Regions from separate parts of the Homo sapiens genome. Here region 1 is linked to region 2. A link is an interaction called in ENCODE POLR2A ChIA-PET data of the cell type or tissue named here. Cell type or tissue: GM12878. All regions are shown on one strand.

Region 1 (2,500 bases), 72 kb after region 2:
GAGAAAGATCTCTTTATATAATATCCTAGCACCAAAATGGTTTGTACTCCTGAAATATGCTCTGCAAATAGCTGGAAAGGTTATTTTCCCTAATTCTATTTAATAATTTGGCTAGCTGGTTCGTTACAATGGCTCAAAGAACACAGCTATAATCACAAGGACCTTGGCCTTCTGAAATTTTAAAACAGAGACTTAAAATTACAGGGCTGAGGTTGTCCAGAGTTTATATGTAGTCCAAATATCTTTTTTCATAGAAACAGCTGCTAAGGAAACAAAGGTTAGGCAACAGCTGGTCAGGCAAATGGTTACAGAGCCAAGACTGTAAGATTTGAGGAAAACTCCATACCCTGAAACCAAAACGCTTTCTTACAGTGTAAATTGCTCCAGTTCAGAGACTGCCTCAACACCCAGTCCCTGGCTCTATCAAAATAACTATTATAAGAACTGATGCCAAAGCCTTAAGAATCACTCATAAATAACGTCTTCAAAATTTCTATTCCACCCCGCCCCACACACCACCAAAAAAAAAAAAAAAACCACACCAAAAACTCAGAAGACTGTCTATACTTCAAACAGTGAAAAAAATCAAATTCCACTACAGAGAGTAAAAAATATATTATTTTCCATCAACCCGTCTTCCCAGTAACTATGTTTCATTTTTGGTATTTTTCTTTAAAAGTCTATAAGATACATTTTTTTTTTTTTTTTTTTTTTTTTGAGATGGAGTCTTGCTCTGTCACCCAGGCTAGAGTGCAGTGGCGCGATCTCGGCTCACTGCAAGCTCCGCCTCCCGGGTTCACGCCATTCTCCTGCCTCAGCCTCCCGAGTAGCTGGGAATACAGGCGCCCGCCACCGCGTCCGGCTAATTTTTTTTTGTATTTTTAGTAGAGACGGGGTTTCACTATGTTAGCCAGGATGGTCTCGATCTCCTGACCTCGTGATCCGCCCACCTCGGCCTCCCAAAGTGCTGGGATTACAGGCGTGAGCCACCGCGCCCAGCTTCCTTTTTCAATAAAACTACATTTTTAATACAGATATGTCATATTCCTACAAGTAAGGATTAATAACAATAAACATAATAAAATTCTGTCTAGCCATCATCCTTCTAAGGACATCACAATACATTTTATACATAGAGAGAATACCTCTAAACACTGCAGATTAGATATATTCATCAAAAAAAAAAAGCTTTAATCACAATTGGCATGAGAGTGAAGAAAAGCAGGGAGAGAGTGCCTTGGTGTGACAAAGGTAGATCATTGAAGTAGTTTTAATATTTTTTCCAGAAGGTGACTATAACCTTCCAAGTGTTTGAGATTAAATCATACTCTGTGATGTTCTGGGAAATTTATATCACTATAAATTATCAAGCATTCAAATCAAGGCAGTAGAGCCACATTTGGGGTCACAAAAATGAGACATATATCAGAATTCTCCTTACTATGTCTGCCAGGCTCAAAAGTAATACTTGTCTTAACCTTACAAAGATCATCAAAATAAAACTGTAGTGGGCAAATGAATACATCAGTTGGAGAAAACAAAGTGAAATAGGCAGAGGCCTTCATGATTTCATTTCTTTCAAGATAGACTGCCTTTACAGTATTTTATGCAGTCTATTGGGAGCATTCATGTATTAGAGGCATATAAAAAAGAAATTCAGTAGAGTCACCATCAAACATTTAAAAAAGAGACTTGTTCAAAGGTTTCAGTCCAGAGCAGAAATTCTACCATCTCAGTGTGAACAAGAAGCACAAAATGATCCTGTCTGAGACTCCTCAGCTCATCCAAGAGCAGGTACCAGGCACCAGCAATGGTCTCCTCCGGTGTTTTGAGGGGGACAAGTAGACCTGCCTCCAATAAAATAATTCCCTATCAATCTGCAGTTCCACCATCAAAGTCACATATGGGGTTATATTGCAGAGTCACTGATTCACTTCAATCAAATAGTTGTAAGAAGAATAGATGAATCAGATACAACAATCGGGCCCCCAGGTGTTTATATTCAGTTAGGATGGACACATGTGTGCCTATTTATGACATCAAGCATTAAATCATAAATGCAAAAATAAGTATACTCTATTGCTAAGTGGACCTTTAGTTGTAAATATTTCCAAAATCTATTAAAGTTTAACAATTAAAGTAGTGGGCATATGTGATTTTCCCGTAAGTTTTCTGTATTCAACACTTATTATAACTAGAGAAAATGCTAGTAAACATACATCAGGTACTAACGTACTATATCTTGAATTAGGGTGGGTAGAGCAGGGCTGTTCATAAGGAGGGGGAACAAAAGAAGCCAAGGCTGACTGCTGACACTAGGTCAAGGTATGTTCACAAAGTGCTGTGAAGCATGCAGGATGGGGAAGGGGAGGCAGGATAGGGAGATCCGCCATAGAAATAGATAAATTTCTACCAGATGTTAAGGGACATCCAGTGCTTTGCAAGTATTTCATCTATATTCCATAGCAGTGGGGAATAATCCAAGGTAACCGAGAGAGAT
Region 2 (2,500 bases):
GGGGTTCTTCCTCAGATCATGACATATAAACCATAATGACTAAGAATATTTTAGAAGAAGCCATATGTATTGAAGTGTAAACATTAGAATGCTATTGCACCTCAGAGATTTAAACCTATCCCATTATTTTCTAGATGAGATAATGAGGCCTCAAGGTTAAATCTTCCCCAATTTTACCCAGCAAAGGGGTGATAGAATCGAGATTAATGCCCTCATTTCTTCTTCAGTGGTCACTTTAATATGTCAAACAGACTAAAAAGGATAGGATTTACTTTGTTTTCCCCAGATGCATCAATCTTTCTGAGTTTGTATTGCGTATAGCCAAGGCAAAAGTAATCTTGTTGACACAGTCTATAATTTGCACTTTCAAATGACCATTACATTTATCAAGAAAAAAATACATTTAAAAATCAAACCATATTTTTTTAAAAAGGATGAGAATTCTTTTCCAATGCACTTTTTTTTTTAATTTTTCAATTTTTTTGGTTTTTTGAGATGGGGTCTCGCTGTGTCTCCCAGGCTGAAGTGCAGTCCACAATCATAGCTCACTGCAGCCTCAAGCTCCTGGGCTCAAGCGATCCTCCCAACTTAGCCTCCCTGAGTAGGTGGGACTACAGGCACACACCACTTCACCTGGCTAACTTTTTGTAGAGACAGAGTCTCCTTGTATTGCCAAGGCTGGTCTGGAACTCCTGGCCTCAGGCAATCCTCCTGTCTTAGCCTCCCAAAGTGTTGGGATTACAGGTGTAAGCCACTGTGCCTGTCCAGTGCACTTTCTAAAATATGGTTTGTGGCCAGGCACAGTGGCTTACACTTGTAATCCCACCACTTTGGGAGGCTGAGGTGGGAAGAGTGCTTGAGCCCAGAAGTTCAAGACCAGCCTGGGCAACTAATAAGACACACATCTCTATTTAAAAAAAAAAAATTGTGTCATGCTGGGCATAACTTTAAATATTCTGTTTTTTAAGAAACTTTGTTTTGTAAATTTTGAAATTTTAAAATTTAATACTGTGTCTTTACATTATCTCTATGTTAGAAAAAAAAAGCATGTTTCTCATGTGTAGATTTATCTCTTTCATTTCAGCAGCGATATTAAAGAACTACTGTAATCACTATCATGGTGAGATGGTAAAGCTATTAATACTGTGTAATGGCCTTGTCCATCAGAATATGCTGAATTTGAATGACTATGAAGAGCTGCAGCCTACAAATGACCCAAGTCATTTTTACCCCTTCGAAGAGAATGCCTACTGTTGTTTAGCTGAAAGCAGTCATTATTAGAAGTGGCTCTGACATCCAGGAAGAAAGAACACTGATAATGCCTGAAGGCAGTAAGAAGTTGATTAGAAAGCAATACCACATCACTCGCCCCACACACACCCATGCAACCATCAGAACCCAGAGAAAGAATCTAATCTCTTCTATCTGACTCAAATGCTATAGTCTTAAGGATGTACTGAATTTCACAGAAACTTACTTCTTTTCCTCTTTGCATATCTTACCCTTTTCATTTTGGGAAAAAAATGAAATTTACTTATTTCTTTCAGCTTTCCTTTTCTTTAAAAATAAAAGTCGCGGCCAGGTGCGGTGACTCACGCCTGTAATCCCAGCACTTCGGGAGGCCGAGGCGGGCAAATCACGAGGTCAGGAGATTGAGATCAGCCTGGCCAACAGGGCGAAACCTCGTCTCTATTAAAAATACAAAAATTAGCTGGGTGTAGTGGCGCACGCCTGTAGTCCCAGCTACTCTGGAGGCTGAGGCAGGAGAATTGCTGGAACCCGGGAGGCAGAGGTTGCAGTGAGCCAAGATCATGCCACTGCACTCCAGCCTGGCAACAGAGCAAGTCTCTGTCTCCAAAAAAAAAAAAAAAAAAAAAAAAAGTCACTTAACATCTTGTATAGTGCTTTATAGTTTTTCAGTGTTCACCCACTTCTTGCTTTGTTTTTTGCTACTCACTTTTGACAGTGGGTAGAAAAGAAAAAAAAAAAATCCTCAGCAGAACAATAAGCAAATGACCTGATTATCCTGTTTATGTCACATTACCTAAGCAAAACTGAGAAGACAAGCCCATTAATGACACTGTTAAGAACTAGCTTTGGAAACTTGGCTTTATCACTTCTAGAGAAATATATGACACAACCAATTCATAGGTGCTGGGTTTTTTGTTTGTTATTTATCGTTGCGGCTTTCACTCTACTTCGTCTTCTTTTTTTTTGTTTTTTTTTTTTTTGGAGACGGAGTTCCACTCTTGTTGTCCAGGCTGTAGTGCAATGGCGTGATCTCGGCTCACCACAACCTCCACCTCCCGGGTTCAAGTTATTCTCCTGCCTCAGTCTCCCGAGTAGCTGGGATTACACACATGTGCCACCACACCTGGCTAATTTTTTTTTTTTTTTTGTATTTTTAGTAGAGACAGGGTTTCTCCATGTTGGTCAGGCTGGTCTCGAACTCCCGACCTCAGGTGATCTGCCCACCTAGGCCTCCCAAAGTGCTGAGATC

Evidence for each region. ChIA-PET counts read pairs that join two places held together with the same protein. Peaks named below come from ENCODE experiments on the same cell type or tissue, not always from the same donor. Only the 100,000 strongest peaks of a DNase experiment are listed, where the experiment ranks them.
Region 1: POLR2A ChIA-PET joins it to region 2 with 9 read pairs; 10 of 35 experiments call an interaction of 5 or more read pairs at or near these places.

Annotation. Positions count from the first base shown.
Region 1 is chr6:129,719,605-129,722,104 of GRCh38, forward strand. No RefSeq gene overlaps it. Among named protein-coding and RNA genes, the nearest start is that of ARHGAP18, 11 kb to the left of the region's middle. In GM12878, no CTCF peak of the experiment used is centred here; no DNase peak of the experiment used is centred here.
Region 2 is chr6:129,647,698-129,650,197 of GRCh38, forward strand. All of the region lies in intron 1 of ARHGAP18 (Rho GTPase activating protein 18), which reads right to left. Among named protein-coding and RNA genes, the nearest start is that of ARHGAP18, 61 kb to the right of the region's middle. In GM12878, no CTCF peak of the experiment used is centred here; no DNase peak of the experiment used is centred here; H3K27ac peaks cover 1,112 bases.